Linked DNA regions of Homo sapiens: all the other regions are linked to region 3. The links are chromatin loops, found by intact Hi-C in ENCODE. Cell type or tissue: mammary epithelial cell. All regions are shown on one strand. Each heading gives the region's core, and the rest is flanking DNA. Links, peaks and the distances in the headings are about the cores only.

Region 1 (8,107 bases), core at 2,137-7,136, 220 kb after region 3:
ACCCTGATAAGGAGAATAATTGATGGTGCTGAAAGGGGATGGGACAGCAAGCAGTAGAATGTCCTGGTTGGGAGCTCAGGCTTAACCTGAGCTCACATTCAGGTGCCACCACTTAGCAGCTCTGTTACCTGGGGAAGTTGCTTACACTTCCTGCACCTCCATTTTATTATTTGTATAATGGCAATAAAAATACTACCTCCCTAACAGGACTTTTGGGAGGATTAGATGAGAAAATGCTTGTAAATCCCTTAGGACAGTGTCTGACCCATAATAGGGCTTAATAAATATGCCATGTTATTCTGAAGAATGGGGTAGGGTGGGGAGAAGGAATGTTCTTAGTAAATGTGTACAGAGTCACTATGAATTTTATAAGCGCTATAGCATTTTTTTGCGGACTGTGCTGTCTCCAGGAGGGATCTATAGCTTTTCATTAGGTTGGAGGGCCTTCTCAGTGAAGAAGGAAATTATCTCATCAGGGTTCATGTTCTGTGGTTGCAGTGCCTGCTGATGTTGATTTAGCTCACTTACAAAGCCACACACCATGAAGTAGCGTTCATCGCCCTCTGCATTAGCTTATTAATCCTCGGGTTATTCCTCTATGGTTGAAGGGCATATTTGCTTTCCAGTGGAGGCACCAGGAGGTAAAATAATGTGCCCCAACTGGGACGGAAAGAGACTGGTTGAACCAGCTCTGTTTCTCCCTCAGCCCACCATGGTTGGAGGTCCCATTTGCACTGAGGACTTTTTAATCCCTAAAATTGATGACTTAATTGTAGGTGTTTTATTTGCTAAGTGAGAAAGAGGCAGTGGGGGATTATAGAGTATAAACTTGACCAGTAATCACTTTGGATTTGAGTCCCTTTCCTGCCCTCTCTGCTATTCAACTGGGTGCAATTAATCACATTTCATTCCCACATCTATACAATGCAAGATCAGATGTGAGCAATCCTCAAGTCCCCTTCCAGTGCAAACGCTGCATGTATTCAAGATTTCGGAGAAGGGAGACTACTATTAATGACCCTAGTATCTTATTAAAGTAGAAGAGATTTTAATGTTAGCACTTTCTGCTTTATAACTAAGTAACATGTAGCAAGTTTTGCCCCTTCAGCAAGTTAGTCAAGCTCTGCTCTGGGCATCTTCGGACCCAAAGGAAGCACAAGGCAAGTGATCAGAGGGTGTCCTGACTGCACCAAGGCTGAGGATCCTGCCCTGGGCCCACCCTGACCCTCTTGGCTTTTTCCTGATGCTGTGGGTGGGGCTGCTTCATGCAGAGCTTCCTGGCAGCTGCTGTTTTTGGAACCTGTTTCTATGGGTTGCCAAAGACAGTGAGCTCATGGCATGGCTGTCTGGCCCAGCATTCGGCTCCAGGATCTCCTTTCTGCGAAGGCCCCTCTCCGTTCTCCTCCCAGGCAAATGTACAGCTGGCTTTGGTTGCATCTAACTGTAGTATGATCACTCAACTTTTCTCCGAAAATGTCAGGGGCTCAGTGCTACCCTCCTCAGCATAGATAGGTGCACCCTGACAATGTCTGTGGTTGTCTCTGAGTTGCTCATGGTAATATGCCACTGTCTCTCATGAGTCTATCATATAAGGGAGAAGCCCAAGGAAGCCAGTGATTCGCAAGTCTGTATCCATTGTCCCAAAATGCTACTTTCCCTGGGCTTTGGCTTTGGGTTTCTGGGGAGAAGTCCTGGGATCATTCTTTAGATTTTAGATTTTAGAACCTGGGTCCTTTTCCCTCATAGCTCATTGCAAAAGGAAGGTACATTCTAATTTCCCTGACCTCCTGACAGCCATCTTTTCTGTGAGACCATATACTTGGCTCTTCAGGCCAGAAAGATCCGTTTCTGATGGGGAAAGAGAATGGGGATAATAGTACTAAGAGCTACTATTTGTTTGAGCATCGTGTAGATTGAGCACTTTATGGGTCAAGCACTCCTAATAATGTTATCGCCATCTTAGAGATATTGGGCCTGGAGAAATGACCTTGGGGCCACAAAGCTTGTAAGTAGGAAAACTGGAATTTAAATTAGGCTGAGTCTAGCTCCAAAGCCAAGGAGGAAGCTACCAATGACAGGGGCTGATGCTTACAGGGCAGCAAGCCTCTGTAGCCCAGGAAACCACAGGGACTCTTGTTGTATAAACTATCAGTGCTCTTACAGAGATTGCCGCAGTGCCCTCTCCTGCGTCTGTCCACTTACTCAGGCAGTTGTCTCTGAAAGCGCTCACCAAGCTCCTGTTTGAGGTGATCTGAGGGTGGTGAGCCCTGCCCAGTGCTGGAGAATGAAAGAGGCCTGCAAATAAAGCTTCTGCTCTTCGGTAGGAAGTGCTCCTTCATCATCCAAAGTGGTCCCCACCACAAGCTGCAGGGAAACCCTGCAGAGCTGGAGCCAAATGTTCTACAGAAGTACCAGATTTGTGGCACCCACTCTGGTCCAACCTCCACTTCCCAATGTTAGATTATTGCATATATTGTATATATTCCATATACATGTGTATATATAATAAAGTGTGTATATTCTAAGTATGGAGCTTGAGGACTTTTTTTCCCCACAAATTGAACACACTTGTACTAACCAGCATCCAGCCTGAGAAACAAAACATTAACACTACTCAGAAGCCCCTCTGTGCTCCCCATCCACAAAAATGATCACTATCTTGACTTCCATCACCATAATTAGCTTTGGTTGTTCTTATGCTTTCTAAGTACACTGTAATAAAGTAAGCTAATACCTATGTGTGCTTCTGATTTCTGTACACACTATCGTATTTGTGGAAGGCATCCAAGGTATTGCACCGAGCTGTATATCATTCATTCTCCTTGCTATCAGTCTCCTTGCTGTTTGTGTGAAAATAGAAATTTTTATTTATCCATTCTTCAGCTGATGCACACAAGGGTTTCCATTTTGTGGTACTATGAGTAGTCATATACCTTCATTTTAAAAATGTTTTTGATGAAGTGTCACCCTAGGTGCTGAGTAATTAGGACTTGAGAATGATTGCCTCTGTCCTGGATTAAGTTGGACTTAGCTAGGGGACATTCCTGGATGCTTCGAGTTAGCAGGTAAAGTCAGTGAGTCCTAGGAAGCCTATGATGCCAACTTTATTTCACATAACTACTGTCCGCATTGAGAAGCCTAGGTGGGAAGGAATATGGGTCAGCTCATGCCATGAGATGCTACTAAAAACTCATGGGAGCACTGTGTCTTCTGGGGGCCAAGAATCGTGTTGGTCTCTGCCCCACAGGGAAGTCTACATTACAACCAGAAGTCTTCGAGACAATTAGGAACAGTATAATTAATGGCCTAGATCACTCAAATTTCATGACACAGTCGGAAGACGGGAATCTTGGGGTCTGTAGATTACATTTTGAGGTAAAACTCTATAACCACAAATTCAATGTTGTTCTCTACAGTAAACATTTCAGGGAAGTCTTGGCTGAAGGCAACCTTGAATGGCCAGCATTTTAAACTATATGTTTTAAGTCATGGCATGGTTTGTAAGTAAGAACCATGTACAAATGATGTTCTAAAGGTCATTAGTCTGGAAAATATCCAGTTGCATACCTGGTCATGTTCAGAAAACCAAAGGAAACCGACTGAACTGGAGAACCTGATAGTAACAGAGTATCAGGAAGAGCACTATAAACACCCAGGCCCCAGGAAGCCTAATCATATCTGAATCATACAGGTAACTATGTGAAACAGAACTACAGATTCAAAACTATTGCAATCTAATAAGTTTCCTCTTTCATTGCTCTTTACCTCTTTCCAAAAATTGGTAATAAAAAATTTCTGACCTAATGGCATTAAAGATTTGCTGATTCTTAAGTAACACATGATCATTTTAGAAAAATTGGATTATCAGAAGTTCATGGAGGAAAATAAACACCCAGAATCCCATCATTCACACTTAGCCCGTGTTAACATTTTGTATGTTTTTTCTACCTATATTTATCTTTGTTTCACTTAGCCTAACTGGGTTCATACTGTATGCCAGCAGTTCAAATCCTCTTAAGTTTTATGTCGTGAAGATTTTCACATGTTTAAATAGACTTCGAAAGCATTACTTTACTTTTATCTATTAGTGTATCAGATGCATGTGTCCAATTTGTTTAACTTCCTCCTACCCCATTTTATAGATATTATCTACCTTGCTGCATTGCTGGGCTCTACCTTATCAGTTAGATTCTCCCCCAAGTTATAATTTAAACATATGCAAATTATCCTCATTAGTAAATACAGAGTACAGCTATATGCTTCTTTCCTGTTTTTCTCCTGTGGGAGGCAAATTGTGATTTATGGCCTTTTCTTTAGCAAACATGTCTGTTCACAATTGTGTTAATGTTCTCAGTCGAGAAGCCTAGGAATTTACTACCCAGAATCATGTCTGCCAGGAGGGAGCTCAGGGGACTGGAATCCTTAGGGGCTGGAGGCACTGCCTCAGTTCTCCTCTCCACACTCAAGCCTGTGCATCTCTCACAGAAGACCAAACACAGCCACATTCTGTGTGCAATTGACAGTGTGGCATAGCCTTAAGTGCACTGAATGATCCTGCAATATTAACCATCTGAGCCTCTTTCCCCAAGCCAATTGCCCCTCTCACCCAATATCCAGGGAGTCCACTTCCTTCCTACATCCCACAGACCAAACATGTGAAACTGATATCCAGCTTACAGTGAGTTCCAGGGAGGCACAGGCAGGTTATCGGAGCCAGCAGCTACCCTGAGAGAGGAAGGAAACTGACTTCATAGGAAGGTGGAGTGGGGCTCCCTCCAGGATCAGAGAGGGGGGTCCAACTCGGCTCCAGCAGCCTGTGCTATTCACGGGCCAGGACACAATTGCCTAGAGGATACAGCCTAGTCCTGGTGAAGTCTGAATGACCTCCATTAATCCATCTAGGGCTTTATAGTTGTTCAGTTCCCTCAGAGACACTGTCACATTCAGGGAGGGCAAGACTCAGAAGTCACTCATTGTATACACTCACGCACACATGCCCCAGCCTGGCAAAGATGTGGTCCTTGACCTTCAGACAGGCAGAATGCAGTAAGAGCTCGACTACTCCTCCCAGCAGAAGTGAATAGTCTCCAGGTGTCTGTGTCCTTTCCTCAGTGCACAAAGCCACATCAGCTCAGCCAGGGCTACTTTTCCCCCCTTGCTTCCCTTCCAGTTGCCTCTTTCAGCTAGGTTAGCATTGGCCTCTTCTTACCCTCCCTGCAGGATTGCTCCTGTTTGTGCAGGAACATTCCTGCCACCTGGAGTCATCTCTCTGTATCTTTCCTCTTTGTTTCATTTCTGTTCACGGCAGAACGCCACAATTTTCTCTTTCTGTTAATAAAAATTAAGCAATCAATTTCCTTCCCCTCCATTACACCTAATTCCCTCTGTAACTCAATTATTATTGCAACTCTGGCAAGTGCTTCCCGAGGCAGATGGCAGGAAAGACACGTTGCCAAAATAAAGGGCATTGTGTGCAGAGGAATATTGTTTACATGGAGGTGATGACACTTCCCTTCCAAGGATAGGTTATTTTTCTAAAATCAAATTCATATAACTATTAATGTAATAAGTTTATTCAAATGTTGCCAAGGTTAATATAAGCACATGTAACAAAGTATAGGAACCACTAAAAATGCTTCCTATATATTCCTTTTTCAGGGGTTATGGCAAGTTAGGATAAATCTATTACACGAGTTTTTATTCACAATAAATGCAATAAATGCACTGCCTTTTGAGTTCTAAAATACCTGATTTATAAAGGTGTTCCAGGTTCTTGTATTGTCATAGTGCAGAGCAATGGAGGAAGATTGAGAGTATGGTCCTTTGCATTTAAACTGGGACCCAGTGTCATGACGAACTCCAGTTGATGGATTGATTGCCAATGACTGCCTAAGCTGGGGTGGGAGACAGATGAGAGAAGAGGACCAGAGTCCTAATATTCCTGACTCCTGGGGACAGCCAGAAAGAGGGTAAGGGGTATCATCCCCAGGTAGTCTTCCTGCCCAAAGGTGAGGCTCTGCAGAGCTTCACTGGGCTATTTCTGTACTGTATTGGATAGGACTATAAAATGGAGAGGCTGTTTTCCATAGGACGGCTATAAAACCAGTCTTATTTCATGATTTCATTACCTTTATAACACTTTCTGCTTTGTTTACAGAACTACCTTCATTTCTCCTTATTCTTGCCATCCTGTGTCACAGATTCTAGCAATTTGGTTCTCCCAGAAAACAGGGTGGTTGTTGAACTATGGATCTCAGAACCAAGACTTGCCATTGTAGGGGTTTGATACCACAAGTCTCTGCATTTGAGAAAACCTGGACATCTGCATCCATTAATTTCCAGAGTAGATGTGAGCTTATCAGGACACATGAAACTGGAGTGTCTGGCCAGGATTTTCCTTCTCTTTCTGAAATAAGTTGGATAAGAATTACATAAGTGATTAATAGAAATGTGAAAAGAGTGTTTCCTTTGTACAATACTTTTACAACATTTCGATACAGCAGGAAAATGTTGTTGATAACCCAGAAGATATAAGCATAAAGAAAATAAAATTATCTATAATCCCACTCCATGCAGATAATGGCCTTTACTATTTTATTGAATCTCAACTGGTTTTTAAATGTATATATACTCTTTAAAAATGGAATTAGCCATGTGTTTTCTATAGAAATCTGCTTTTTTTCCCTTCAGTACTGTTAATATTATTTCCATTTTATCAAATATACTTCTGCCATCATTTTAATGACTACAAAGTACTCTGTTACATGGATATGCCATAATTTTAAATAGTTCCCCTAATGGTTTACATTTAGAGCTTTTCTGAAGGCTAATTATCCACATAGTGATTAACTTTCTTATTGCTAAGACTTTGCATATATCAATTATTACCTTAAGACAAATTACCAGAGGTGAAACTGCTTAGTCAAAGATTCAAAATTTCAAAGGTTTTGATAAATTGCCAAACTGACCTTCTGAAAGGCTGGCTATATGATGCTTTGTAAATTATAATTTTTCAAGGCTACATAATTTGATTTTTATTTTCCATATCTGAAAAGGCACTATATGTACGTGTTTTGCATATATTCTATTCAGCCATGCAGTTAGACATCCTAGGCATTAATGTTCTTAAAAGCGAACATTTTTATCCATTTTTTTTAATTTAACTCAGACTATTTCTTCTCTAGGAGTAGTATCCCTTTTAGTGCAGCATTTTTGAAGCTCAGTCATTTTGAAAAGTATTCCCCATTTATATAACTATTATCATACTTAGCATTACAAATCAGTGGCCCTAGGCTTGCGATGGGATTCAGATGTCTGTTCACTTAGAGTCATTTTCATAATTTATTTGAAGAATTTTGCTCAATATTCATAAAGCCAAATGTTCAAATAGTTTATTTGCCAGGCTATTATGGCCTTGTCATTGTATGAGAGGCCCCTGCATCTGAGGCAGGACCACGGCGGCGCCCCAGCTCCGTGGAGCACAATACAGGTAACGTAGCTTTGGCTCCACTCCCAAAACTACAGCACACAGATGGTGGAGAACAAAAGGCCAGCGTGGTCCACCACGTTTCAGCTGTTCTCCCAGACTCATCCAACCCTCCCGGGTCTGCTCCCTGTCCCCATCTTCACTCCCCTCCGGAGAGCACCTCTGCTGCTCTTGGGCTGACAAAAGGCCATGCTCAAAATATCCCCAAATATTGGTCCAATATGACAAAGCTGAAAGGAGAGCAATTTAATGTCACTCAGTCCCTCTCATTAAATGTTGTCTTCACCCTCCCTCTTCGAATGTCAGAAATAAAGTCCATCTAGGTGCCAACAAATCCTTCTGATAGAGCGGTTGCTATAGCAACTTTATAGCGATGAATTCAACAGCAAACCATTCAGTCAGAAGGTGCTGGCTGGAAAGCGGCCCCGCGTGGTGCAGCACCTTCTTTTGAAACTAGATTGTTCTCTGTGACCTGGCATCTATTTTCTATTTCTGGGTTTCAGACACAATCCTTTGTTAAGTTATTTGATTTACTGTGGAATTAAGACTCCCAGAGGGCAGAAGAAGAGGTGGGGTGGAGAATAGCTGAAAGACTGGAAAAATATGACAAATACAGAAGGA
Region 2 (8,107 bases), core at 2,137-7,136, 310 kb before region 3:
TGGATTCACGTAGTCTGTTTTTACAACCTGCACCATTTATCATTGCTTGAGACAGCCTCATCCTCATTCTGCTCTCTCTCTTCCTCCCATATTCAAGCAGTTTTCAACATAACCCTCAGCTGCCACATCCTAGATGTCCTTTTGTTTTTCCATTCCCATCGCCATCTCTTTGTGGCCCCAATTCCTTTGGACTTCTGCAGCACCCTGCCTTACAGCTCCTCCAGCTTAGCAGTCCTCCAGTCCATCCTCCGTATCATGGCTAGAGTGGTCTTCAGAAACATTTGATCTCATCACTCCCTGGAGACAGTCTATCACAGTGTCAGGGGGAATTAAAAGGACATGGTGGCAACTGAATGGAAGTGATAATGTAGGAGGTGAAACGACCAAACCCTCCTTCCATCCTTCGCTTTAGCTCAGGCAGCTTCCACGTAGAAGGGTCTTTGGCTTGAAATACTTATGATGTTATCCTCGGTTGGAAATTTGGTTTTTTTGGAGATCTTGATTCTGATTCAGAGCCTGTCGCCACTTATTTTTTCAGTCGATGTTTATTCCTCAACTGTTTTTGCATCTGTTTACACAGTTCAAACATCCAGCCACTCTCCACTCTGACCTGAGAACATAGAGGCAGGGATTCCTGCTGGGTCATTGTGCTTTTGGTACAGAGTTAAAGTCTTGAGCAATTTCTCCTAATGGTTTTCTGTTGTTTTTGCTTTTGTTGTTGTTGTTTTTGAGACAGGGTCTTGCTCTATTGCCCAGGCTGGAATGCAGTGGTGCGATCATGGCTCATTGCAGTCTCAACCTCCCAGGCTTAAGCGATTCTCCCACCTCAGCCTTCCGAGTAGCTAAGACTACAGGCCCACGCCACCACTCCCAGCTAATTTTTTTTTTTTTTTTGGTAGAGACGAGGTCTCACTTTATTGCCCAGGCTGGTCTCCACTCCTGAGCTCAACTGACCCTCCCACCTTGGCCTTCCAAAGTGCTGGGATTACAGGCATGAGTCACCGTACCTGGCCCTACTAAGGGTTTTCTAGTGATCTTAAAATTAATTAAAATTAAGAATTCAGTTCCTTAGTCACTTTGCCACACTTTGAGATGGCTGAAAATAGCCACATGTGGCTTGTGGCTACCATATTGGACAACACAGATACAGAACATTTCCGTAATTGGAGAAGTTTCTACCAGACAGCCTTGGACCTTTGGAGAAGTGCAAACTCTTTCTTTCTGGAGACTTGAGTCCACTTCATTGATCTGGTCTGAAGTACTCATCTGGCAGCTACTTTATCTGCCAACGCAGCCACTGGCTTGGTCCTTCCTGGCTCTGGCCCATCTGTTTCTAACTTAGTTCCCTGGCCCTGACTGCCCCAGATCTGCCCCTGAGTTTTCTTCCTCTCACTGATTCTTGCTCATAAACTCTTCCCATGGCTTGATTCTTCCAGCCCTGTTGCTTGGCACCAGCTCCCCAGGCATTTTCTCTAGCAGCTCAGGGTCTGAGGAGAGGTCTTTTAGGACTGCCATCCATGTGCTACCTCCCCTGACCAGGCTGGAGGAGAGGGACCTCACCTCAGTAGTCTTGGGTGATGCTGAGGCAGCAACGTACTTCGTACACACACATTGGCATTCTTCTGTTTATTCATTTAACAGATGTTTCTAGGCCATAAGCTGTGTGCCCTGAGGTCCTTGGGCTGTGATAACATTGGGGAATGAAGCAGCCCTCTGATGTCTTGAGACTTCTCATGTTGAGGATAGCCACCACCATGCCCTGGAAGCTCTCACCACTCTAACTAGAAATGCTTAACTCACATCCTCTCTAAATAGAGTACAGGCAGCTGCACACTGAAACTGAGATTGAAGAGGATACAGTGAAACAGCAGGGTGAGTTCTAGGCAAACTGTGGCCATTGCAGACTTTCTGTTTTCCTCAGCCTCCTTGCTGACACCCTACCACCCTCAATGGCTGCCCTCCTCTTTTTTGGAGGAATACCTAATGCTTGCAGAATCGTCAGGCCTCTCTCCCTTCTTCTTCCTTCTCTAATCAAAAGAGGGAATCCCCTGAATTATTTCCATTATAATGTGTCTATGTTTTAGTCAATGCACTGAAATGTAAGCACTGTGACTAACGGTGGACTTTGTTTTTGAACATGAACCAGGTAAGAGAGAGTTGGGAGGTGGGGAAGAGAGTTTCTGCTTTTGAAACTCAGTAATGTTTATTAAAAAGCCCAGCCCTCAACATATACTTGCTTTTGATAATTTTCTTTACCTTGGCAGGGAGAGAGAAAGGGAGGGAGATTGAGTTGAAAAGCTTGAGACTTTCCCTGAGAGAGATCTTAGATTTTGGGGAGGTCGAGTAGGGAGGGAGCAGCACAGTTGGGACTATGGAAAGACCATTCCCAGTGGCTTCCAGGGATAGAGAGAAGCAAATGCCAGCATAGTGAGATCTTCCTTGCTCTCGTTTGTCTTGCCAAGCTCCAACCTACATTTTTATTTTGGTCTTACATCCCAATAATCCCCAACAAGATGCATGTACTTTGGCCAAAATGGATTGTTCCTTTAAAACTTACTAGTTTCTCATTTTAGTTAACAATATAGTTTTAAATAAACAACATATGGACCGGGCATAAAATTCTAAAGTGCAAAGTAGACAGTGATAAGTCTTTCTCTCATCCTTTCCCCTAGTCACCCAGTTATCCTATCTGGAGGCATTTATAAACATACACTTTTAGATATATATCTGAATAGGTATAGATATATCTCTATATAGATTTTCCCCAATGTAATTGAAGCATAATATATATAATGCTGTTCACGTTGCTCTGTTTTTTTTGTTTGGAAAAAGTAATAACATACTGTAGCTATAGTTCCCTATCAGTACGCATAGAACTGCCTCAAAAAATACACACATAGAAAAATTTTCTGACAGTACAAAGCAGTATATATAATAGAGTAAAAAAAAATCTCCATTCCTTCTGGATCTCAGCCCACTTTCTTCTAAGGTAATGTCTTATATTATGGTTCTTCAGGGAAACAGAATGAATAGGAGATTATATATATATATATAGTCAGATTATATATTATATATTTTATATATATATATTATATATATATATATTAGCCGGGAAGTTCCATGATTTGCCACCTGCAAGGTGGAGAACCAGGAAAGGTGGTGGTATAATTCAGTTCAAGTCTGAAGGCCCGAGAACCAGCAGCTTTGGCATCCAAGGATAGAAGAAGATAGATGTCCTGGCTGAAGAAGAGAGAGTGAATTTGTCCTTCCTCCACATTGTTCTATCCAGGTCCTAACAGACTGGATGTTACACTCCCACATTGGTGAGAGATCTTTACTCAGGGATCTTTACTCAGTTCCCTGATTTAAATGCTAATCTATTCCAGAAATATCCTCACAGACACACCCAGTAAATGCTTTACTGGCTATCTGGGCATCCGTTAGCCCAGTCGAGTTGACACATGATACTAACCATGACAAGGCTCTTACCAGTTTCTTAAACGGCTGTAATAATCAAAGTTCAGTTGTCCTAGAAATAGAAATCTTCTAGGAAGCTAAAGTAGACGGGACTTAATACAGGAAGTAGGTCCTTATGAAATCACTGGAAGGGCTAGAAGAATAGGGATAGGAGGGAGGGAGTGCTCCAGATGGAGCCACTGTTCAAGAGCATGGCTCCAGAGAGCAAAAAGCTACTGCTCCTGCCATCATGAAGCCAGAGGATATACCCTGGCAAGCTGGGTCACTTCATCACAATTGCATCTCATTCCCCATCTCCTTTCCTTGCTTGCTGACAGTAACAAGCAGGAAGCTGGCCTTCCGCTCATTCCTGACTTTCATATCATGTTAGTATATCTAATTGGAGGAGCCCAATTTTGCATCCAGGGCATTATCTGGAAAGGAATGTGGGAACTATGGCTTTTAGCTTTCCAGCTCTACAGTTTTGAAGACATCCTAGAAGGAGGATAGAGCAGAGGAGGATGGAGCAGAAGGTAAGAGAGCCAATCCACACAATATTCTCCCCCAAATATTCTACACATCTTTAACCATGTGCATGCACAACCTCACTTCTAAACAAATGAGATCACACTATACCTCTGTTCTGCATTTCAGGTTTTCCACGTATTGTGTATTAGTGGTTGATCCATCTCAGTACAGACAGCTCTACATCATTCTTTTTTATGCTGGCCTCCTATATTACTATACAGCTGTGCCATAATCAGTTTAACCAGTCCCCTATTCATGGGAATTTAGGTAGTTTTCAGTCTTTTGCAGTCACAAGCAATTCTGCATTGAGCAAGCTTTTGCCTAAGTTTGTGTGTGTTTTGAGGAGTATGCTAGAATAAATCAACATGGATTATTCTGACCCCAGAGAACAAGACTTTGTTTTCCCACCCCAAAGTCTTTGTGTGGTAATGCCTCATCCCTGCTGCTCATCTTCATCTACAAGGGATGCTGTCCACCCTGGAGACCTCCTTCTCATGCATACACGGTACTTAACACTCCACAGAGTACCTGATAACTGCACGAGAAGCTGTGATTAGTCCAGTTCTGCACATAATGACACTGAGGTGACGTAGAAAGTTTAGGTGACTTGTCCAAAGTCACACAGTTGGTTAGTGGCAGATTTGGGATTTGAACTCAAGCATCTGCTTCAAGAGTACATATTCTCAACCACTACAGGAATAGCATCTTATTTTCTAGAAACATAGAGCAAGTCCTTAGTCACCTTTGTGTCTTTGACTTTATCCACAATAAACAGCTGGTAGTAAATATGTGTTGAATGAGTAAATGAATTCTTATCGGATCTAGTTGGCAATTTATATGAAAACAGCAGTTTTGTTACTATGCACAACATGAAATTATTATTATATCATTTTGCCTGAGACACAACTCAAAGCAAAGATGTTTCTGGAAGCTGCCCTTCTTGTCCATTGAGAATTTTAATCAGGTAAAATTGAAATCATGCATTAGACAACCTACCTCAGTTCACCATTAGTCCACCAGGTGGCAGTATTATCTTGAAAAACCACAAGAAGCCTGCTTTCTCCCCAGCTCTTCCCCTGAATTGGTGTTTTAGAGTCATCAGAGTTGGCACAGAATAAACCCAAGATATTTGGTTATTACTGTGTTGACAAAGTAGCTTTGAAAGTTCAATTATAGTTATTAATAGATACCAGAAATGTGGAAATAAAATCTAACCAAGGTTCTATTTCTTTTTTAAATTGGTATATACTCTTTGTACATATTTATGGGTGGCGTGTGGTATTTTGTTGCACCCATAGAATGTTTAATGATCAGGTCAGGGAATTTTTTTTTTTTTTGAGAAAGGGTCCAGGTCCACACTGTCGTCCAGGCTGGGGTGCGGTGGTGTGATCATAGCTCACTGCAGCCCTGAACTCCCGGGCTCAAGTGATCCTTCCACCTCAGCCTCCCAAGTAGCTAGGACTACAGGTATGCATCACCATGCCCAGTTAATTATGTATTTATTTATTTTAGAGACCAGGTCTCGCTATGTTGCCTAGGCTGGTCTTGAAATCCTGGCTGCAAGCCATCCTCCCCAGGAGGCCTCTCAAAGTACTGGGATTATAGGTATGAATCACTGTGCCCAGCAAGTCAGGGTCTTCTGGTATCCATCACTTCAAGGATTTATCATTTCTATGTGTCGGGAACATTTCAAGTCTTCTCTTCTAGCTGTTTTGAAATATACATTGTTGTTAACTATAGTCACCCCACTCTGCTATTGAACATTATAACTTATTCCTTCTATCTAATTGTATGTTTTTACCCATTAACCAACCTTTCTTCATCTCCCTATCCTCTCCCCTGACACACCCTTCTCAGCATCTGTTATATATCATTCTACTCTATCTCATGTGATACTTGTCTTTCTGTGCCTGGCTTATTTCACTTAACATAATGACTTCCAGTTCCGTGCATGTTGCTGCAAATGATGAGTTCATTCTTTTTAATGGCCTAATAGTACTCCATTGTGTATATATAGCACATTTTCTCTATCCAGTCATCTGTTGATAATCACTTAGCTTGATTCCATATCTTTGCTATTGTGAATGGTACTGCAATAAACACGGAGTGCAGGTGTCTGTTTAATATACAAATTCCTCTTCCTTTGGATAAATGCCCAGCAATGGGATTGCTGGATTGTAGGTTAGTTCTATTTTTAGTTTCTTGAGACATCTTCATACTGTTTTTCGTAGTAGCTGTACTAATTTACATTCCCACAATAGTGTATATGAGTTACCTTTTCTCCTCTGTTATTTCTTATCTTTTCAGTAATAGCCCATTCTGACTGGTAAAAGATGATAAGTCAATATGGTTTTGATTTGTATTTCCCTAATGATTAGTGATGTTGAGCATTTTTTAACGTATCTGCCCATTTGTATGTCTTCTGTTTATTCATGTCCTCTGTCCACTTTTTCCTGGGATGATGATGATGATGATGATGATGATTGTTATTTTACTGTTGAGTTGTTTGAGTTCCTTGCATATTTTGGATATTAGTCCCTTGTTGGATGAATAGTTTGCAAATATTTTCTCCCATTCAATGGATCATCTCTTCCCTTTGTTGATTGTTTCCTTTGCTTTTTAGTTTAATATAGTCCCATTTGTCAATTTTTGTTTTTGTTTCCTGTGCTTTTGAGGTCTTAGCCATAAAATCTTTGCCTAGGCCAGTGTCCTGAAATGTTTCCCCTATGTTTTCTACTAGTAGTTTTATAGTGTCAGGTCTTATGTTTAAGTGTTTAATCTGTCTTGAGTTGATTTTGTATGTAGTGAGAGATAGGGGTTCAGTTTTATTCATCTGTATATGGTTATCTAATCTTCCTAGCCCCTCTTATTGAAGAGGATGTCATTTCCCCCATAAATACTCTTGGAAGCTTTGTTGAAAATCAGTTGGCTGTAAATATGTAGAGTTATTTTCTGGCTTCTGTATTTTGTTCCTTTGGCCTACATGTCTGTTTTTATTCCAATACCATGCTGTTTTGGTTACTATAGCCTTGTGACAAATATGTTTTGAAATCAGGTAGAGTGATGCCTCCAGCTTTGTTCTTTTTGCTCAGGATTGGCTATTAATGATCTTCTTTGGTTCCATACAAATTTTAGGATTGTGTTTTCTTTTTCTGTGAAAAACGACATTGATGTTTTGATAGGGATTGCATTGAATCTGTAGATTGCTTTGGGCAGTACGGTCATTGTAACTATATTAATTATTTCAATCCATGAGCACGGGATGTTTTTCCATTTGTTTGTATCCTCTTCAATTTCTTTCATCTGTGTTTTGTAGTTTTCATGTAGAGATCTTTTATCTCCCAACATTCTATTTCAATTAAACTTTTCAACAATGTAGACTAATGGAAAGAACAGAGCTATAATAATCTTGGGTAAGTCCTAGCTTCTCTGGGCCTCATCTTCAACATCTGTCAAATGGGGCAAATATTACTTCTCTTGCAGGATTGTTGTGAGAATAAATACAATGATATATGAACTGTGTCTTACTTACTTACTGTGTTTTTCACATGTTTGTGATTATGGAAAGTCTACTTGCCCTGCACCAGTTGGGAGTATTTTCTTAGTTGACCTGATTACTAACATCATTTGAATCACTTGGATAAGGGTTAAGTTAAAGTTTTCTTTTTATGTTATTATAAAGGATGTTTTCTAAATAAATTATTTACGTAAAAGAATATAACTGACTTGGGACTGACTGCTTACAAGCATTTTGAAAGTAAATGATATAATTGCAGTACATACAAGTAAGATACTGGGCTGGGCACGGTGGCTCATGCCTGTAACCGTAGCACTTTGGGAGGCCAAGGCAGTCAGATCACTTGAGCCCAGGAGTTTGAGACCAGCCTGAACAACATGGCGAAACCCCATGTCTACAAAAATAAACAAAAAATTAGCTGGGTGTGGTAGTGTGCACCTATAGTCCCAGCTACTCAGGAGGCTGAAGTGGGAGGATCACTTGAGACTGGGGAGGTTGAGGCTGCAGAGAGCTGTGATCACACCACTGCACCCCAGCCTGGGTGACAGAGTGAGACTGTCTCAAAAACAAAAACAAACAAACAAACAAAATATAATAAGATAATAA
Region 3 (8,107 bases), core at 1,374-6,373:
TCATTATGCCATTGAGGAGTCTCTGTCTAAAAATACGTGCAGGGATCTGCTGAGGGATCTGCTGCTCTCAGCCTCGCCCCAGGGACAGCTGGAGAGGCTCCCCTCTGCAGCTGCCCGAGCCCGCGGTCGTGCCTTCCCTCCCTTCAGGCCAGGCAGTGAAGGTCTCCTTGTCTGTATCCACATCTCTCATGACTGGGGAGAGTTTCAAAGGGACACCCGTGGCATTTGCCAGAACCATTGAGAGGCTCTTTAGAGGGGTCTGATGTCGGGATTCAGGTAGAGGAAGTACCGAAGCTGGCTGGTGGGGTCCTGTACCCCAAGGCCTCTTCAGTTCTGGGTCAGACTGGAACATGGTGCTATGAGAGTTTGATTCTCTTTATAAAGTTGTTCAAGGCACAAGGCTAGTTCTAAATGAAGGTCTACAACTGTGACTGAATGGGTCGGTTCTGCAAATGACTTGGAGAACTGGGCTCTTCTTCATCAGGCTTATGTCAGCCTGAGGTTATAAGCCAAGCAGACAGCTCTATTTTCAGTCTTCAGTATACATGATGAGTATCTTCTACTTCTAGGAAAGTTCTGTTCACTGGAGACCCTCTGGCCCACCCTGAAATTGGATACAGGGACAGGGACCTGATCTGTGTTTTATTCTTCTGCCTTGTCATCAGCTTCTTTCCCATTTGATTTTCCTAATTTCTATGAGGGAGTGAGAAACAGAGTGGTGAATTCTTTAGTGATGCCTTTGGCCACTCTTTAAGAGTTAGGAATAGCACCCAATAGTAGAACCATTTTTCAAATGACAGAGAAACCTATAAAATGTCCCTCATTGTAAGTGAATAAGTGCTGATCAGCTTGAACAAAATGGACTTGTTTTTAGCTGATCTCATCTGAAGCCGTTTCCGTTTAGACAAAAACTTCTTTGTATTAGAAGAGGTCTTTGAAATCCTAGAGGACTCTCATTTTCCAAAGACATAAGTATTTTTATTAAAGAAAAAAGCATTTCCTATATTGGAAATAAAGTTTTAAAAAGACACAATAAAAATTATACAAACAAACAGTGTCATAAAGTGAATATCGATTTTGTCAGGGTCTGGATTGGACATGGTTCTAATAAAACACTGTTTTGGGCTTTGAAAATTCTAGTTTTAATCAGTGCAAGGTGGGCACAGTTTAAGTTTTAACTGAGTTCACATGGGTAAAGAAATAAAATCCTGCCAACAGAGATTTAATGGATGAAGTGAAATCTGTATTTGGTACTTAAAAATATTTCGGGACTAGTTTCTATGTTTTCATAGTTTAAATACATAGTATTTGTAAATCTAAAGCATAACAAGAAATGTGAGAAAAACAACACATTTAGAAATTGTTAAAAAATAAGTTATTCAGAGATAGGGACAGGTTCTTGGTTTGTATGACTATGAGACCGTGAAGTATTAGCCATCTCCGCCTTCCTAGAAAGATGTCTCCCTCCTGCTTCGGACTCCTCCTTCCTCCTAAACCTTGTTTATCGTCTGCTGCTCTTGCACTGGCCACAAGAGAGACTTTTTACAGACTTAAGTCTGCCAAGAGACCTTGCTTTTGTTCTACAGCACCTGTTTTAAATTTCACCCTTCCCAGGAGGCATTTTCCTATTAAGTGAGAGTGAGATGTAGATTCTACCCTCTGTAACACAAACGACACACGAACACTTCAGTGCAAGAAAGAAAAGTACAAAGATGGTGATACTTTGTGCGGTTCGTCAGTTGCTGTCTGTTAGCGTGTAAGCCCCATGTGGGCAGGGACCACATGCATTGCTCTGCGCTCATCCAAGCACCTCATCTAAGAATACTCAATATGTATTATTTTGTGGTGTTTCCTATTTTGAAATATGTGTTGGCCGTGTACAGAAGAACCCGGTGGGCTGGCCGATGTTTGACGCTGTCCTTTTTGTTTCTGTCTCGATGGCGTGCTTCCAGCATTAGTCACAGGAGGGAGAGAAGGAAGAGGCTGTTCGGATGTGGATCCCGGGATCCAGGGTGTGGTAACCGACTTGGCCGTCTCTGATGCAGGGGAGAAGGTATTGTGAACTGATTTGTTAGTAAACGGCAGCGGTTACTGTGTATAATAAAATAGCCTCAGGTTCTGGTCTGTCACGGCAGTCAGTGGGGCAAAGGTGCTTTTCTGAATTGTTCTCAATTGATTTAAATATTCATATTTAAACTTTCTAACTTATTTCTTCTTCAAATGTGCTTGCACTGCCTGTGTCATGTAGGTGTAAACAAAGCAACGATTGAAAAGTTATTAAAAAGATTAAAAACTCTCCTGTGTATATGTGTGTCTGTGCTCTCTGACTTCTGGTCTTTCTGCCCTGCAAACCTTTGCTTCTCACCCACTATGTCTGGCAGCTCTGGCACCCGGGGGCCCTTTTGCAACCAGATGGCGCCAAAGTAATTGAAACACCTTTTACTTTGGAATATTCTTGCTTCTTTCACCTTCCTTGACCCTCCTCTCCTTGCAGAGTTGATTTCCTGTCACCACCCACATTTCACCTACTTTTTTTGTGGTTAATTTTTAATTAATCTGACCAGTTTTTGCTTGGGGCACAGCGATTCCCAAAGGGAATCCTCTTTTTTGACTTACTGCTATAGACATAGATATTAACTCTCTCTTTAAGAATTAAATACATAAAACTTCCTATTAATGTCTACTGAAAGTGAGATGTCAGAAATAGGGAAGGAATAAAATATGATTCTGGGAGGTGGCTAGTTGGCCTCTTCCTGCTTGTCAGGGCTCCAGAGTTTAGCTTTATCTAAAATTGAATTAGGTACATTAATAGGTGCCAATATGTGTCAATGTGAAAAAATGGCAAATGTCAGATCTTCTCACATATACAACATATTTTACATATTATATACTTTTTGTGTATATTACATAAGACTGAGAAATCAAGTCAAGGACTTTTAAAATCCAGAGAAAAGACAGCTGTGACTGAGTGTTCTTTTTTAAACTTCAGAGGCCAAAATGAGCATAGGAATGTAATATTTTACTCCTTCTGATTGTAAGCTTTCTAATGTATTGCTTCTTAAAATGTTCCTGCTTTTCATCACTTTTAAGTGTGAAGTTTGTGGTGTCCAACTGTGTTAATAGAAAAGAGAGAGTGAATTGGACAGTAATAATTTAATCTTGAACGCAAAGTTGGGTGGCTCCTACCCCTAAAGTCTCCCTCTTCCACTCCAATTCAGCTACAGGTAGATAATTGAGGTTAAGTGTCTGGGTTCTTCTTTGGATTAAGCTATCTGCAAAATTTTTTGCTTAATAAGGCATTTTGAAAGATTAATACATTAATAAACCCAGGTAAAGGGCAGGATCACTTGAAATCAAACTTTTAAAAGGTGTATAATGGATATTTTGTCATTAGCTTCCTCTACAAGGTAAGGTTAGAACAAATTTCTGAAAGAATATTAAAAAATGAAATCTGACTCAAATGCAGAAATAATGGATAAATCGCCAACTGCAGTTTTAAACATTTACCACAAGGTGGCAGAACAACTCCATTAAAAACGCGAAATTTCCTGTCTTGTGTCAAACCTAGTGGCTTTTGGGCATAAGTAACCGCGGGTAGCACAGTCCAACTCATTTCTATGGTTCTAATTTTTATAGACTATAAAAACTCTGTGCCATATGGTCTTACTACAGAAGCAGTGGAGTGTGGATGGGCCACGACAGAGCCAGAAGAGCAGCGAGAACGCCAACCATCCCTCTAGGGCGGGGGTTCTTAGAGCCTGTTCTCTCCCATAGGGTTTGGCACAGATCTAATGTCTTTAAGCTTCATCTCCATTTTCAGCCTCTGTCTTTTCTCTATCAGAGGGGCTGCTTACGAGTGAAATCTTTAATTGGCAGTCCAAGGGAAGCGGAGGTCTGGCTAGCTCATCCTGGCATCATCAGCCTAAACTAATTGAATTTAACAAGTTCAAAATTACCCGAGGACATGACCATGGCTGGCTGCTTTTTATGGCTTAAAATTAGATGAGACAGTAGGCCCTTGAGGACAGGGCATCTGATGGTCTCCCATAGCGTAAGGTGTGAAGTTTACAGTGGGTGATCGATATTTATTTATTGAATGGCGTGCCATCGAGTTCAACTGGGAGTCATTCACTTGTTGAGTGTCCGTGCTATGTCAAGCATCATTCTTATAATATGGAGCACATGGACAAAGTCTCGCTACTCACTGGTTTGCATCCTAGGGAGAGAAGGCCGACAATAAATGAATAAACAAGTGTTCAATTATGGAGGCTGCAAACCATCACTATCCACGTGTGCCCTTAATGTGTGCTGTGGAAGAGACAAAGAACAAGGCATAGACCCTCTCCCTAAAGAACAGACGGTCTCCTGTGGCTGGTTCGTGGCCTCTGCTGCTAGTACTTCTACTATGGCAGTCACTGGTCTGGTGATCTCTGACTGTGGTGGGATCTAGAGCAGCCCAGCTACGCGCGCCACTATGGCCACCGTCTGAGTCTGGTTTCTTTTCCCAACTGCTGTATATGTTGATATCGTGAATCTCAAACATTGAGAAAAGGAGTTAAGGCCAGACATGATATTCTTTCTTTAACTTTCAATCTGTCCTCTAGAATATAAGAGGTCAGCCTGACCCAAAAGACAACTTCAGTCTGGGCACAGAGAACTCAATTCACATTGTGGTTTGCACAAGGTAAATGTTGTTACTTGAGTTTTCAGGGTGTCCTTACTGTCATCCCTTGTTGTTTTAAGGGGTGATTGGGTGAAAATTGCCATCCATCTCAAACATCGACTTTGCGTGAAGGACGCTCTTGTTGTCAAGTGTTTGTTTGATTCTATAGGCTTTTATTTCTGGGAGGAAACTGAGTCAGTATAGATAAGGTAATCAAGTTTAGAGATAGCAAAGTGATTTACCCAAGGTCATACATTTTGGGACACTGCAGGGCAGCTTTTCAGAAGTAGAATGGTTATTCATTTTCTTGTTTTTTATGTATTTTAGGTGGAATGTAGAAATTTTCCAGGTTCTTCACAATCAGAGGTGAGCTGCTGCACATACCTTAAATGTATCACCAGCCTTTATTTGTGGATAATGAAAGCTTTTTCAAGAATTTGACACTTACAATTTTGTTTTTCAGATTATACAAGCCATACAGAATTTAACCCGTCTCTTATACAGCCTTCAGGTAACTATCCTCCTCTAATCTTTGACCTTGTGAATGGTTCTCTTAATGCAATTCTCTTTGATGATTCCCAGACTTTAAAAATGAGAACAAGTGAGAGGTAGGGAATGATCTTAAAAGAATGACAACCTTCTAAGTGTGATGTGTTGGACTCACATGGTTTTGTAATCAGAGGCAACACCATGACTACATTTTATACCATTCTTCTCTGAAATCATAAAACAGTTCATATCTTTAAAAAATATTGATGAATATGATCTGGCTTGACATTTACAATGAAACTCTTAGGTGAGTGTAGCATGACTTCACATTTTCTGATGAAAACCTAAATTCACACCTAAAATTCTTTGACTTCTCCATGTGGCCATCAGCCTTTAGAGCAGTTAAGTAATCCATATGTTGCTTTACTCTTTTGTTTGTTCATCCACTCAACATTTATTAATTTATTAATGTTGAGGGGATGAACACACAGTGCCTGTCTCTGTGCTGACTGTGCTGAGGGCTGAGCACACAAAGGCAAATTAGCCACACAGCCTGCTCTCAAATAGCTTACTGCCTTTCAAGGAAGAGCAGACATAAAAAAGAAATCATGCTTGCATTTAGGATTAAATGGTTGGATGATCCCTTAGGCTGGGGTCCCCAAACCCCAGGGTGCAGAGTGTTACCTGTCTGGGCTGCACAGCAGGAGGTGAGCTGGGGGCAAGCGAGCAGTACCACCTGAACTCCGCCTCCTGTGAGATCAGTGGCAGCATTAGATTCTTATAGGAGCGTGAACCCTATTGTGAACTGTGCATGCAATCTAGGGATCTAGGTTGCCCCCTCCTTATGAGAATCTAATGCTTGATGATCTGAGGTGGTACGCTTTCATCCTGAAACCATTCTCACCACATCCCAGCCCATCCATTAAAAAAAAAAAAAAAACTGTCTTCCACAAAACAGGTCCCTGATGTCAAAAAGGTTGGAGACCACTACCTTAGACCATGCAAAGAAAGAGGCTCAGTGTGTCCGATGGCTTAATTTACTCATTAAAATGTATCTCGAAAGGATATACATGCAATGTTTGGATTGTTGAAAAATTTGTAGAAAAATTTGAGAATACAAGTAAATGAAAGAAAATGATTTCTGATTCTACAAAGAGAATTAAAATTATCATGTTGGTGTATAAGGCTCCAGATTTTAGAATTGTTCTCTGTGCACTCTTCTGTAACATGTAACTTTCTCTGTCATCAACTATTATTCTATTGCATACTTTTTAATGATTATATATTAAATTCAACTCTGTGGGGTTTATTCAATCCCTTATTGTTTACACTTTTGTATTATTAACAACACTGTAGAGGACATCCTTGTGTACTCATCTCTTTGAATACATCTGACTATTTCCTTAGGGTAAATGAGAAGAATTATTTTGTTTAGGTTTTCAATAGACTTTGCCAAAATAATCAAATCAACCACCATTCTCTCTTTTTCTTCCATTTGAAGATGGATTAGGGTATCTGATTATTTTATTTGTACTTCTTTGATTACTACTGAGACAAAACATTTTTCCCTCACTGGTTTATTATTCATTCATGCTTCATATCTTGTTGAATTTAAAAGAAAATAAAATGAAGCCTAAGTTTTCAGCAGAAAATATAAAGGCATGCTGCATTCGATGTTTTGTTATTTAGACTTCGACTCTATCAAGACTTCTTTCTCTTATGACCTTTTATTCTTGCTCTAGGACCAACATCTGAATTGTTAAAGCCTTGGATTACATTTGAGTATATGACAGTGCTCATCTTATTTATTTTTCTATGCATATTTATATATCCTTCCACAAGAGCTTTTATTTTTTTATTTATTTATTTTTTTGAGACAGGGTCTGGCTCTGTTACCCAGGCTGGAGTGCAGTGGCACGATCTCAACTCACTGCAACCTCTGTCTCCCAGGCTGAAGCCATTCTGCCACCTCAGCCTCCCAAGGAGCTGAGACTATAGGCGTGTGCCACCAAGCCTGGCTAGTTTTTCTATTTCACCATGTTGCCCAGGCTGCAGTCTAACTCCTGGGCTCAAAGTGATCTACCTGCCTTGGCCTCCCAAAGTTCTGGGATTACAGGCATGAGTCACTGCACCCAGCCCCACAAGAGCTCTTAAACAAGTTTCTTATCTCTTGCCAACATCATTAAGTTAAAATTTCATTATATTTTTGAAATAAATTGGAGAGAATCAACACCTTTACCATAATCACTTACTTGTCTTATAAAAGAACATCGGTCAGTCATCTCTTATTCTATGATTTGCTGGAGAGCTTTGTAATTGTCTTCATATGGTATGATATGCGTGTATATGTATTTTTTTCACTAAGTTTATTCATATGTCTCTTTGCTGCTATTGTGAATAATTTTTTTTTTCATTTTGTGTCCCCAGTGGTTGTTGCTAATATAAATAAAGGTATTGATTTTGGGGTACTTATATTGTAACTGGTAAACTCATTGAACTTTATTTTTCATTTTAATAGTTTTTCCATTGATATTTTGAAGTATTCCAGGTAGAAAATAAAAATTAGAAAATAATGATATTATGGCTATTTGTCAATAATTACATGAATTTCATTTTCTTGGCTTACTGCTTAGGCTAGGACTTTTGAAAATGTGTTAAATCACAGTGGTAATAGCAAGCTCTTTGTCTTGTTCAAGATTTAGTGAGAATGCTTTTAGTGTCTTAGGTTAGATGTGAGGTTCTGGAGTTGATGTTCTTAGCAATCAATGTATCATGTAAGACAACTAATCTTTCTTTTAAATGTCAGCTGGGAAGGGATACAGTTTGAGCACCAGCCATTAACTTGGGGGATGAAAACATTGAGCATCCTGGCTAGTGTTGCCGGATGAAAACACTCACAAGGTCATGTGTCTTCTTTTCAACCCTGAATGCAGCCCTGTGTAGATTCAAGGTTCG

Evidence for each region. A loop is a pair of places that touch in the nucleus more often than their neighbours do. Peaks named below come from ENCODE experiments on the same cell type or tissue, not always from the same donor. Only the 100,000 strongest peaks of a DNase experiment are listed, where the experiment ranks them.
Region 1: it touches region 3 in a loop (5-fold over the local background); 3 of 110 quality-filtered maps call a loop at or near these places.
Region 2: it touches region 3 in a loop (11-fold over the local background); 14 of 110 quality-filtered maps call a loop at or near these places.

What each region holds. Positions count from the first base shown.
Region 1 is chr5:74,122,846-74,130,952 of GRCh38, forward strand. No RefSeq gene overlaps it. Among named protein-coding and RNA genes, the nearest start is that of LINC02122, 24 kb to the left of the region's middle. In mammary epithelial cell, for the core only: a CTCF peak has its summit at 5,258 (motif pointing left); no DNase peak of the experiment used is centred there.
Region 2 is chr5:73,586,291-73,594,397 of GRCh38, forward strand. No RefSeq gene overlaps it. Among named protein-coding and RNA genes, the nearest start is that of UTP15, 25 kb to the left of the region's middle. In mammary epithelial cell, for the core only: a CTCF peak has its summit at 5,002 (motif pointing right); a DNase peak (open chromatin) is centred at 5,031; H3K27ac peaks cover 264 bases.
Region 3 is chr5:73,899,232-73,907,338 of GRCh38, forward strand. ARHGEF28 (Rho guanine nucleotide exchange factor 28) reads left to right here. Exons shown (of 36, transcript NM_001177693.2): 31 at 1,953-2,053; 32 at 4,991-5,029; 33 at 5,127-5,174. Among named protein-coding and RNA genes, the nearest start is that of LINC02122, 200 kb to the right of the region's middle. In mammary epithelial cell, for the core only: CTCF peaks have their summits at 2,414 (motif pointing right) and 3,517 (motif pointing right); a DNase peak (open chromatin) is centred at 1,960; H3K27ac peaks cover 2,404 bases.